3 separate regions of the Homo sapiens genome follow, and all the other regions are linked to region 1. A link is a contact called in ENCODE Hi-C or POLR2A ChIA-PET data. All regions are on one chromosome and are shown on one strand. Each heading gives the region's core, a stretch centred on a gene start or an enhancer-like site at or near the end of the contact. The rest is flanking DNA. Distances are from core to core; before and after follow the strand shown.

Region 1 (3,932 bases), core at 844-3,343:
GAACTTGAGAATCAATAACTCTTTAAACCAGTGGTAATTCATGTGGAAAAGTTCAGAACAAATCAGCATCAACTTCCTGGCTCTCTTGCACAGACAAAAAATTCATATTGCTTCACCAATTTTCAAAAATGTAAATTTGTGTATATAAGTTTAAAACTTGGACCAAAAGTTATCTACATTTATTCCCAATTTGCGACTGGTATCAAGATCAATTAACTTTCTCAGCAAGTACACTGTTATAAAATTCCACAGTGATCCCAGAATGGAAGGGGCTTAAAAAATAATATAAAACAAAAATTAAACTCCACAGTGAAGTAGGTCTATGTTTAATCATTCAGAAAAAGAAAATTATGTAACATATTATATATAATGATGATGATAACATATGCTGTTCTGGACTCCTACTGAGAGCTGTGGTTCAAAGGGAAATCGTGAAAATAAAGTAAAAATTGCCGAAAATGTTTAATTCTGCCCAAAACAGTTTCCAAAAAAGAAGCCAAATATAATATTTTATTTTAAGTTCAAACAGGGTTCAAACAGCTCAGAAATTTTGTATACTTAAGTTTTCAGAAGTCGAATCCCAGAACCGCTATCAACATAAACTGAATAACTTGCTCAAGAGTCCTTACTTATTACCCAATCTTAGGTCCCCCAGAATACTTCTTAAAATAATCCCAAATGTACTACAATAGATTAGCGTAACCGGGGCTACGCTGTTTACAGGTGTCTCCACCTCCTCCCCCAAGGAGAGAAGAGGTATACTAGGGTAAACAGAAAATAGAAGGAGACTATATACACACCAAATAACAGCTTGTAATCTTCTAAGACTTCTTTTACATTCGGGCTATTCTTTTCATTAACGTATAATACATTTTAAAGAATAACATATTCACAGAGTAATACAATTTCTGCCCTCACGGGTCTCTAGCTGGCTGACACGCGTTTTCTCCTCAAATAAATACATGCCTGTTGACTGATGCCTGTCCTGCTGTTGCAAACAAGAAATAACTGTCCTATAAGACAAAAACCTCTCTCTACGGTTCTAGGCGTAACCATACGTTTGAATTAAAAGCACATTGGAACAACAACAACAATCTTCCAGCACATCTGTCATTTAAAAGCACGATAATGAAAAGCTGTCGCTGCGACCCAATTTTAGGTCACAAGCTTTTTACTGTTTTTCCTGCCCCCCACCTCCAGAAAACAATAAACTTCAAAGGGAATGGTGGTAACCAGGAACAGTTCCCTTCCCCCACCACACACCCCCCCAAAAAGACTAGAAAAAAAACTGGTCAACTTGGACGCTGGCCGCGCTCACGCAGAACCCGTGCCCGCGGGCCGGGGAAGGCTGAACAGACCCTGGGAGGAAAAGTGGGCCTGCAGGCACCCCGGGCTCCCCCCGCCGCCTGTCTCAGATACCGAGCAGGTGGGATTCCGGGAAGCCACCTCCGACTTACGTAACGGGCTTGTCAAAATCCCAGATCCAGGACCTCCCCCTCCCCGCCCCCACTCCCAAATAACAACAGCCCCAGGCCAGCCTGGAATAGAAAATCTGGAATGAAAACACAGGAGCCCCCCACGCGTCCGACGCAGAGGCGCGGGTGCTACTCTCAGCACCGCCGCGCCATCCCGGGGCGGACCGAGCCGCGGAGCACCTCCCGGATCTCAGGAGCTCTCGGGCGGAGATCTCGGCCATCCGTGCCTCCTCCCCGAACCCACCCGCCCCGCTCCCGCGCCCCCGGCTGTCACCTCTCCGGGCCGTGACAGCTCCACCTGCCACCGCTGCCCGGGTCGCCGCCCCCGCACTCACCACCCAGCTGGCTCCCGTGCGAGCAGCGGATCGAGCTCGGAGAGCGGCGCCGGAATCCCGCACGCGCGGTAGCGGAACACGAGGGGCTGAATGCCGCGGCGCTCTGAGCCCGCTTAGCTCATCCCCAGCCCGGCGCTCCGCCCTTCGCGGCACCCCCGCCCGCCCGCCCAGGCCTGCCGTCTCAGTCAGACGGGACTCCCCCTCCCCTCGCGGCCGCCACTGCCTCCGCCTCTTTCTCCGACTCTAGCCTCCGCGGCCACCGCGACCGGCGCCATCTTGGCAATGACGGAAGGGGCGGGGGCGGGAATCACGCCCGCGAGCACCAATCGAAGGCCGGATCTGGCCCGAGTGGGAGGAGAGGGCCGAGTTGAGGGTCGTGGGGTCCTAGCGCCAAACTGATAATGGGGCGGTGAAGGTGGGCGGGACTAAGTCGCCTTAGTCCGTGACGTGCGGTGTAGTTGGGGAAACGCACCGTGGTTCCCCGTCGGGTCAGGAGATCCCGAGCCCCAGGCTGGCGTGGGCGAAGCGTACAATCCCTTCACCTTTCGTCACCCAGAGGCACAAGAATCCAGTTCGCGCCAACTGACCTGTTTCTTCCTTCCTCCCCGGCACTCTGGGAGTCCTGAGATTGCCTTGCTCGGTTCGTCTCAGACTTGCTAGATCTGAGCAGCTGCTGCTCCTCCACCAAGGGTGCTCACATTCTCCAGGAAACTCCCTTAAGGGTTAGCAACCGCCGAGTAGGTTTCGGTCCCAAGATAGAAAGGTAAAGCGGGGAATTCAGGGGGTTTCTCCGAAAAGTACGTTGATGAAACAGCTATTGTTGACTGACGGGGTGTCGATTACTTTGGATTAATTGGATACGGCCTACTTAAACCTGACTGTGGCTCTCCACCATTGATGGCTGTTGACAGATGAGGTTAATAAAGCTTGATTACCCCCATGGGGTTGCTCGGGAGTTAAATTCTATAGTACCTGTGAAGTACTTAGTATAGTGCTTGAAAGTACTCAATAAATGTTAGACATTATTCCATGGACAAATGAAAGAAGAAACAGGACCCCCAAAATCCCTCTGCTTTAAAGTCAACTTTTCCTAAATTGCATAGCCTTTTACTAACCAAGTTTACAACTTTATTTCCTACCTCCAGTTCTTTCATTGTATTCATTCATTCAGTCAACAAACATCCATACAGAGGGTGCACAGTGGTGAGGGAAACAGAAAACCTTTGCCTTCAGGAAACTGCAGTTTAGTGGGAGAAGAGGGACAATAAAAAAGTACTTAAGCACATTTTAAGGGGAAACATGCTATAAAGGTTAGAAAAATAACTGAGGCCAGGCGCCTTTGCTCATGCCTGTAATCCCAACGCTTAGGGAGGCCGAGGCAAGAGGGTCAGCTTGAGCTCAGAAGTTCAAGACTAGCCTGGCAAAATGGCGAGAACCCTGTCTCCACCAAAAATACAAAAAATTAGCCGGGCGTGGTGGCGTGCGCCTGTGGTCCCAGCTACTTGAGAGGCTGAGGTGGGAGGATCGCTTGAGCCCCAGAGCCGGAGGCTGCAGTGAGCCGAGATTGTGCCACTGCACTCCAGCCTGGGTGACAGAGCAAGATTTTGCTTTAAAACAAAACAAAACAATCGAGTTGCATACTTTAAATATATGTAGTCCTCTGTATGTCAGTTAAAGCTGTAAAAAAAGACTTGTTTTTGACACAGAGTCTTGCTATGTTGCCCAGGCTGGAGTGCAGTGGCCTGATCACGGCTTACTACAGCCTCCCTCCCAGGCTCAATTGATCCTCCCACCTCAGCCTCTGGAGTAGCTGGGACTGCAGGTGCCCACCACCACACCCAGCAAATTTTTCTGTTTTTTGTAGAGACTATGTCTCACTATGTTGCCTAAGGCCGGTCTTGAATTCCTGGGGTCAAGTGATCCACCCACCTCAGCCTCCCATAGTGCTGGGTTTACAGGCATGAGCCATTGTGCCCTACCTTAAAAAGCTTTTTTTAAAGTCCAGTTGGGAACCCTCCCAATTCTTTACCCATTGGACACAGATTTAGCCTTTCATTAGTTTTAAGTGTTGCTAGACGTATCAGGTCAATTCCTCTTTAAGGAGTAGCTTGGCATATCAAAA
Region 2 (3,933 bases), core at 723-3,222, 2.0 Mb after region 1:
TCAAGTGGGTTTATTTTTCACCCCCACGGGAGAAAGCAGTAAGTCCCTTCCCATCTCCATTTCCTCTGCAAATCAGGGTAACCTGTGTGCAAAAGCACCACTTAGAAGACCCCTTAACTCCTGGAGCACAGGTGACTCTGTGTTCTAGTGGCACTCGGTTCATGAGGCTAGCAGGGCACTCACCTCCCTTTGTTATTCTTGGTTGTAAGTGTCTGTTGCCCTAAGACTGAAAGTAAGTCCACAGCAGGGGTCACACCTTGCTTTTCCTTGCAATCTTCAACACAGGGCCCAGGGCTCCACAGGCACACAACACATGTGTAGATGAAAGGCTTCCAACTTTGCGGTTCATCTAGGTGCTGAAAATGTCTGAGGGAAGGAATCCCTAGGTGCTTCTGGACAACAGCCACTGATAAGCAATTAAGCTCATTTGCATAAGGTTAATTAAACACAGGTTTACTGCTCAGAAAGAAGATCCTTCATCAATAGGATTCGTTTTGGGAGCAGGTATCAGGTAAGTGATTGTTAACCTAGAAAAGGAAAACTTTGTTCCTGTTCCAACTGTGTCCTAAAGGGGGTATTCCTTCACTCCGTCATACTTTTCCAGGTCACTGGCACACAGGTCCACCCATTCGTAGCTACCCTGCTCTAAAGCCTTGATCCGTTGCAAACATGTGACTCCTGCCTTGAATTCAGAACACCAACAAAAGCAGAACTGGATCTGCATGCTCTTCCCATGAATTCTAAACAGCCTCATCTCCTCTCTCCATCCTCAGATGCTTGGCTAAGAGCACAAACTCTGGAGCCAGATTTACTGAGGTCTCAATGCTGCCCTGTCATTGATGAGTGACATTGGGCAAGTTGTTGAATCTCTCTGTGCCTTAGCTTCCTCATCTATAACATAGGGAGATTAACAGTACCTACTTCATAGAACTGTTTTCTGTTAATATATGTAAAGCACTGAGAACAGCTCCTGGCATACAAGAAGTGCTATTGTATTGGTGTTTGCAAAGATTACAACTCCCTCTGAATTCACTTTCCTGAGACTCAAGCCAGGAATGCTTTTAGAGTCCCAAAATGTACCCCAGTCCATCACCCTCCTCTCCTCCAGGGGCCCAGAAAGGGGGCCCAGAAAGGAGGACAAACCGGTGCTTTTTCAAGCCTGGACTATTGAGCTTTCTGAAGACACATTCATAAGAATCTACAAGCACAGAGGTTGGAAGGGCATCCTGCAACGCCAATGCATGGACTATTGAGTTTCTGGAGACACATTCATAAGAATCTAGAAGCACAGAGGTTGGAAGGGCATCCTGCAACGCCAATGCATTGACTCTATGTGTCCAAAGAGGCGAAGACTTGCCCAAGTTCCCTCAGCAGGTTAGTGCAGAGGAAAGGAAGTCAGCCAGGTCTCTGGATTTTCTGGGGCTAGGAACTGCCTGTCTTTTTCCTAATTTCTGTTCTAATCTTTTCTTTTCTTTTAAGTAGCGACAGGGCTTCACCTTGTTGGCCAGACTGGTCTCGAACCCCTGACCTCGGTATCCTCCCAGCTCAGCCTCCCAAAGTACTAGGATTACAGGCGTGAGCCACTGCGCCCGACCAGTTTCTTTAGAACAATCTCAACAGTCCTTTTTGGGCCAAGTCCTTCACTCTTGGATTCTATTTTACTCCCCATAACACCCCCTTCCACATACGTAGACTAATAATATTCCAGTCTGATGGGTTGTCTGTGCTGAAAGAGAGGGAGCCACATCGACATTGGTCGTTTTCTTATTTGGCATCCCAAGGGAGACATTTAAAACTACTCACCCAATTGCCCAAGTGGCCTCCAAAGAACCAGATATCTCTAGGGGAAGAACAGAAATCCAGCCAACAAAGATTGTCCTCTAACGCCTTACATCGAAGGCCCAGAGCCAAGGAAGAGGCGGAGATGTCCCGCAGTCCCCTATGCTCGGCTGTTACCTGGAAAGGATCATTTCACTTCCACTGAAGAGAAAAGGAATGAGTCCTGAATGGAATGCTGCCCGGCAGCTCCCAGCGCCCGCTGGTAGAGTACCCGCCGCTGTCCCTGGGTGGCTCCGGGGCTTCGAGCCTAACAGTCCTCCTGCGGCGCGCCTGGAGGCTGGGAGCTGTGCGGCCGCTCCCGGCAGATCGACTGAGGTCCCAGTGGCCGCAGGGCCCACGTGCATGCTGAAGCACTAGCAAAGCAGTTGCACCATTTTTCTGTTGGAAAGATATTTCAGAAAACATTGCCTAAGTCATCGCAGGAAATCTGAACGTGGTTGGACTTTGTTTCCTCTTTGTCTTACCACTCGGGACTGTGTTTTTGTAACTCAATTACCTGAGACCTGGGTCCCGATCTTTTCAGGGTCTGTGCCTCTGTAAGTCTTATCAGGCTTTACCTCTCAGTGATTGGTGTAAAATGATGACAGTAAAACAGTAAAACCCACAGGGTGGGGCTGTCAGGAATTTTTTAAACATTATTTTATTTTTCTGCCCCCTCCCCCTTTTCTTTTTTTCTTTTATTATTTATTTATTTGGTCTGGAATATTTCAATGAAATATTGGTGAAGCCCTTGACATATGGTAGATACTCATTAAGTGGTGGCTTTTTTTTTTTTTTTGATTCAAAGGATTCTGTCACTCTTATTGCAAGTTCCTCATACGTTTATCGTTGCACTAGTTCCTGTTATGTTTCGGAGCTGAAATGGATCAACTTTGGCAAGACGAAATTTCCTTAAGTGTAAGGTACTGCAATACTCAGGATTGTGCAGAGGGAAGCAGAGGCAAGATGGGAAAGATCGCAAACTAGGGCCCGAGGGCCAGAGGCAAAATGCACCGCAGAGATGAATCTGCCTAGGCCCCACCTCCTTCTATTCCGTCTCCTAGGACTACTACATTTTATTTGTGTTAAAAGATATCACCTGTAGATGAAAGGTGTTTTCAGTGGTAAACCGTGCACCGGCGTATAAACGTGGTGTAAAAAAAAAACCAAACAGAAAAACAACCTGATGTAAAAACAGAAAAACAACCTGATGTAAAAATATGGAACGCTTCACGAATTTGCGTGTCATCCTTGCGCAGGGGCCATGCTAATCTTCTCTGTATCGTTCCAATTTTAGTATATGTGCTGCCGAAGCGAGCACGGTGTTTCGTCCTTTCCACAAGATATATAAAGCCAAGAAATCGAAATACTTTCAAGTTACGGTAAGCATATGATAGTCCATTTTAAAACATAATTTTAAAACTGCAAACTACCCAAGAAATTATTACTTTCTACGTCACGTATTTTGTACTAATATCTTTGTGTTTACAGTCAAATTAATTCTAATTATCTCTCTAACAGCCTTGTATCGTATATGCAAATATGAAGGAATCATGGGAAATAGGCCCTCTTCCTGCCCGACCTTGGCGCGCGCTCGGCGCGCGGTCACGCTCCGTCACGTGGTGCGTTTTGCCTGCGCGTCTTTCCACTGGGGCCGGGGCGGCGCGGAGGGTTCAGACGCGGGCTCTTACTCAAACGCTGATCCCCGAAACTACCGAGCAGTGTCTGCGCGACGCGAAAGCATTTTTGGAGCGAGGGGCCATGGTGCCCATGGGATTCCCACGGGTGTTGGACTCGGGACCCCGAAAAGGTTGCGAGTCGCTGGTTGGACCCTTCCCTGCGCGGGGACCCGAGAGACGTGACCCTAGCGAGGCCTGGGGCCACCCACTGTGGGCTGGAAGGGGCCGACAGGGGTTGCGGCGGGGGATCGTGGGGAGGGTTGGCCAGGGCGCGCCTTCAGCTTCCCCTCGGCTTCTCGGAACTAGCTCTCTGCATTCGGAGCCAAGGCGATGAGGGTGTCTGCTTTGGGACGCAAACTTCCAGTAGTGGTGGAAGTCTGGGAAGGGTCACCACCGTTTGAGCCAACATTTAGAAAGAGCCAGGCGCTTAACCTAA
Region 3 (4,522 bases), core at 2,023-4,522, 2.3 Mb before region 1:
CCCCACTTCCATGTATATACACAATTATCCTTTAGGAGAGAAACATTTGATAGTACGGTTGCAATTTTGCATTCCTCCCCTTTGAAAAATGCAAACTTTTAGAACAGGCCCGCCGCTTCGGGCAGGTTTTGCCGCGGAAACCACCCTCCCTCCCCGCCCCCGGATGTCCAGAGGGCTGGGTGGGGAATCCCGGGAGCAGCGCACTCAAGAGCACGGGAGCTGGAGGCTGGAGGCTGGCTCGTCACCATCAGGGCTCCCTGGGATGTAAGTCAGAGCTCCTCAGTGCCAGAGGGATGCGGGCCAAGAATAAAAACGCGAATGTTGTATTAAATGCAGCTGAAGAAACGAGGGACTGAAAAGGCAGATTTCCCAGTGTGCCTCATGGTCTTCCCCCATTTGACTCATTTACTCACTGCGGGTTTCTTTTTCTCCACTCTTTTCTTATTATGGAAACTTTCAAAGACACAGGAAAGTTCACTATTTTAGGGAAATCTAGCAAACGCCCCAGGAGGGCCTCTCTGATTTTGCCCAACTTCTCTGGACTGCCTGATAGAGCTTGCCCTCTGGGGACTATCACAATCGGGACTAAATTAGGGCCCCTGCTCCCAAGGGTTTTTATTCTAGCTGGGGAGAGAAGTCACTAATGGAAACTTTTTTTTCCCTTAAAATAGCTTACACCTTACAAAGCACTTTCACATTCCTGATTCCGTTAAAATCATAAAGCTAGAACTGAAAGGAAATTTAGAGATCATCTCTAGGGGTCAAATATTGGCAAATATTGGGCCACCTGCTAGGCTCTTGCCCATGGTAGACATGGCTAACATACCGCACACTCACCCGTTCATGTCATGTATTCACTTACTTATCAGACATCCTCCATGTTCTACATTGCATGTTAGAAATAAAGCAGAAAACCAGACAGACTTGTTTGCTACCTTATGGACAAACAAGAGGAAGAGAGACATTAAACAAATAATTACACGCATGAAGAGTGTTTTTAGGCCGGGCGCGGTGACTCATGCCCGTAATCCTAGCACTTTGGGAGGCCTAGGCGGGAGGATCTCTTGAGCCCAGGATTTCGAGACCAGCCTGGGCAATATAGGAGACACTGTTTTTTTTTTTGTTTTGTTTTTTGTTTTAAGTGTTTTTAAAAGCCGGTGTTGGGGCAGACAAGGACATCACACACTGGGAGGTACCCTGCGGGTGGGAAAGGGTCGGGAAAGACTCCCTCAGGAAGTGATGTTTAAACTGAAGTCTAGGGGATTAGGAAACGGAGTCTCTGAGAGGGTGAAGAAATATTACATACCAGTATGAAGCATGGCCTGAGTGAGGTCATGCTCCAGGGCCGAACAAGGGGTTATGGATGCTAAGTGGGGGTGGGTGTCCGGAGGAAACAGAAGGTTGGTGGAGCAAGGCCTTAAAGACAAATAGGTTGACATGGAGAGATGGGTGGAAGAACTTGAGCCAAGGGCAGATATTATTGTTTCTCCTCCTCCCGCTTCCCAGGGAAGCAGCTCTCATCTAGTGTCAGTAAAAACAAATACAAAGTTATAATTTATTGGCCACCTAGTATGTGGTGGCAATTTTCATGAATTCTCACATGTTCCTTGCGAGACAAGTATTCTTCTTCCAGTTTTACAGATCTAGAAAAGGCTTGGAACGGCTAGAGACGCTTGCTAAGCCTGGCCGTCAAGTAGGCAGCAGAGCTAAGATTTGAAAGCATGCCGGCCTGCCTTCCTAGGCAGACGCACTTTCCACAACGCATCACTGCCATAAAAATCCCAGGCCGAGGCTTGCTCTAACAGCAAATACCACTTGGAAAAGGACAGATCTTTGAGGACCCAGAAATACTTCTGGGGAAAGGATGAGCAGAGGTGCCCCCGGTGGGTGGATACCATTAGGCAGAGGTCTATGCGGAAGAGGCCGACTTGTGGCGTGGGAGGTAGGGAGGAGTAAGAAGTGATTGACGGGGCGTCCCTGGCTGCTCTAGGACTGCATTGCGGGGAGGTGCCCGGCTCTAACCACTGCCCGGCCCGGTTAATCATTTCCTGACCTTCCTTCCTCCTCTCGCTCTGGCCGCAGGATTGCCACATCAGTCTTCCCCCTCCTCCTGCTCGCCTTCTGGCCCCGAGGCTCCTTCGCCGGGTTTTACAAGGAGCCCCAACTTGGAAGCAATATTTGTAATAGCCCCGGACGTCCTCAAGTGCCCCAGTGAGATCGCAGGCTCGATCCAGGGTATGCCGGCCCAAGCGGCCCCTTGAGGCTTGCCCTCTTCTCTAATCCCTCACTAAAAAGAGGTCAGAGGGTCAGGGATCCAATCTCCATACAGATCAACAAGTTACAGACTCGGTTTCCCCCTGCGGTAAAAAGGGGATGGTAACAGCTGGTAGGGTGTTGCGAGGCTTAAATGCGGTATGGGAAGTGCCTGGCTGGGAGACCTTAGGTATCTAACAAATGCTAGATCCCTTCCCTTCTTATCGCCTGGTAATGGGGAGTTTAGCTTGCCCAGCAATCCCAGGCTACGTTTATCTCACTTGAACTTCCTGGCTTGAAAGTCCTACGATGTGCTGGAGGTAACGCAGATGGTGAGTCACAGTGACAGGATTTGAACGTGGGTTCATGGGCGCCCCTGCGGGCCCACCCACGCAGCATCTAGGTGGCTGGCTAACGCCACGTGTTCAGAACCTAGAAAGGGCTACGGATCGCACCTGCCGCAAGGAGCCTAACGCTAAGTCGGGCGGGACTGCCCTGGCACCCATGAAACCCGCTGCCCGCCTCCCCCGGGGCCAGGCCCTTGGCCTCCCCAGCTTGTTTCTTCGTGTATAAAATGAGGGCCACGGTGCCTGTCTGCCCGAGAGGTTTTAAAGTTCTTCTTTACACTTTGCGGAGCGGCCGGATTTTTACCACGAAGCCACCGAGTAGTCCGCACCACATAGGTTCAGTATCCTCCGCCCACCGCAGGAAACGCCGCGGACGGCCCGGGGTGCCCTGCTCGGCGCCCCACCCTTCCCGGGGCCGGGGAAGCGGCGTGACTAGGAAAGTCACTTCGGAACACAGCCGGACTCTGCGCCACCAGCTGGAGCTCGCCGGGACCCCACCCCGCGGGCTGGGCGGGGGCGGACCCGGGGGCGGGGCGGGGAGGGGCCGGCCTGGAAAGGCGGAAGCCTCCAGTCTAGGGGTGGCTGCAGAACCCGGATCTCGGAGTTACACGTTCTACGGAGCGGGGCGCCGGGAGACGGCGGGCGAGAAAACCCGGCGTCCGGAAGCCCGTGCTTTCTTTGACGCAAGGGCTCGAGACGCAGCCGCCGTCGGCCGAGCGCCCGGCTAGAAGCGACACCAGACGGAGCCTCCGGAGTTCCTCCGCCCCCACCTCGCCGGGTCCTGGAGCCGCAGTCCTCCCAGCTGCCCTCCTCGTGGCCATGGAGTGTCCACACCTGAGCTCCAGCGTCTGCATTGCTCCGGACTCAGCCAAGTTCCCCAACGGCTCCCCGTCGTCCTGGTGCTGCAGCGGTGAGTGCGGCCACGGGCCGGCCCCGCAGCGCACCCGAGGCCGCGGCTCTGCCGGGCCTGCCGTCTAGGGGCCGCAGGCGGCCGGCGCGCGGACTCGGGGAGGGGCGAGGGCGAGCCGGGCCCGGCGGGCTGGGGAGGGTACGCGATGAGGCGGGCGCGTGCGGGAGCGGCGGCGGCTCCTTTGTTTCCCGAGGCCCGACGGCCGGGCCAGCGAAGGAGAGGGCCGCGAGGGGCGGGAGTCCGCGGAGGCCTCGAGCGCGTGGGGGCAGCGGCAGGCGGGGACCCTGGCCAGCTGCGTGCGCCCTTGCCCCGCCCTGCCGTGGCCGGGGGCTGTGCCCGTCCGTGTTGCGGGGTCGCCTGTGGGGCGGGTGTCCGGCCCCCGAGGGGCGGCCGCACGTGTGGCGGGGCCCGCGCCGCGCTTCTCCGCAGACAGGGCGGGAAGAGCGCCGCTCTCCGGGCGCAGCTTTGTCTGGGCTGCGGGGCGCGCGGGGCTCCTCTCCTCCGCCGAACCCGGCCCGGGTTTCCTTTCCCTTCTCCGCAGGCTCGGGCACCTCGAAACCCCGAGAGGCGCTGGGAGCTCGGGCGGCGGAGGTCGGGGTCTTTCATCCGTCAGGGATGGTGAAGTTTGAAAACAGGCTGCGGGCTGAGAAGCTCGGAGGCTGAGCCAACAGCTGCTTTGGAGGGGACTGCTCGAGTTTGTTTTTCAGACCTTTTGGGTTGTCCGAAAATGCGTTGGGATTCCCAGTTCCTGTGTTGTGAAACACTTATTAGATTTATATAAGGCTTTTGAGTAGCTTAAGCGTTTTAACTCCTGCTGGCCCCCTTGGAAGCCCCAGTGCCCTCTCATTGTCTGCTCTAAGCGACTTCTTAGGATCGCACCGGCCACACGGCTTTGCTTACTTCCTGGTAGGGCCCTGGTGCCACCGCTAGTCTTTGTTTATTAGCTTTGAGATGGTCACTGGTATCTTGGGTTATATTAATAGCGTACAATTCGAATTGTGCACTTCAGAAA

What was found. Hi-C counts contacts between places; a loop is a spot of excess contacts on that map. ChIA-PET counts read pairs that join two places held with the same protein, here RNA polymerase II (POLR2A). Pooled maps may share reads with other maps.
Region 2: a pooled map shows a loop between it and region 1 (2.6-fold over the local background). The contact joins the promoter of SKOR1-AS1 here to the promoter of DENND4A in region 1. A Hi-C loop is called at or near these places in 1 of 50 pooled maps. POLR2A ChIA-PET finds 5 or more read pairs at or near these places in 2 of 52 experiments (activated B cell and activated T-cell).
Region 3: a loop to region 1 is called in a map of naive thymus-derived CD4-positive, alpha-beta T cell, with 13 times the contacts of the local background. The contact joins the promoter of USP3 here to the promoter of DENND4A in region 1. A Hi-C loop is called at or near these places in 1 of 168 maps with a recorded cell type or tissue (naive thymus-derived CD4-positive, alpha-beta T cell), 3 of 37 single-sample maps with no recorded cell type and 9 of 50 pooled maps. POLR2A ChIA-PET finds 5 or more read pairs at or near these places in 3 of 52 experiments (CD4-positive, alpha-beta T cell, PC-3 and activated T-cell).

The regions. Positions count from the first base shown.
Region 1 is chr15:65,790,200-65,794,131 of GRCh38, forward strand. DENND4A (DENN domain containing 4A) reads right to left here and starts at 2,094. Exons shown (of 33, transcript NM_001320835.1): 1 at 1,811-2,094. It overlaps LOC105370866 (a long non-coding RNA gene), which reads left to right and starts at 2,274. Exons shown (of 3, transcript XR_932372.2): 1 at 2,274-2,573. RefSeq lists a silencer at 1,651-1,980 and enhancers at 1,982-2,947, 2,171-2,790.
Region 2 is chr15:67,836,907-67,840,839 of GRCh38, forward strand. It overlaps SKOR1-AS1 (SKOR1 antisense RNA 1), which reads right to left and starts at 1,973. Exons shown (of 3, transcript NR_120345.1): 1 at 1,804-1,973; 2 at 184-527. It overlaps RNU6-1 (RNA, U6 small nuclear 1), which reads right to left and starts at 3,139; the gene lies at 3,033-3,139. RefSeq lists enhancers at 1-453, 3,077-3,933, 3,485-3,534.
Region 3 is chr15:63,501,321-63,505,842 of GRCh38, forward strand. It overlaps USP3 (ubiquitin specific peptidase 3), which reads left to right and starts at 3,273. Exons shown (of 15, transcript NM_006537.4): 1 at 3,273-3,510. The coding sequence starts at 3,420. RefSeq lists enhancers at 1,553-2,346, 1,825-1,874, 2,347-3,139 and silencers at 2,865-3,204, 3,555-3,664, 3,735-3,934, 4,005-4,084.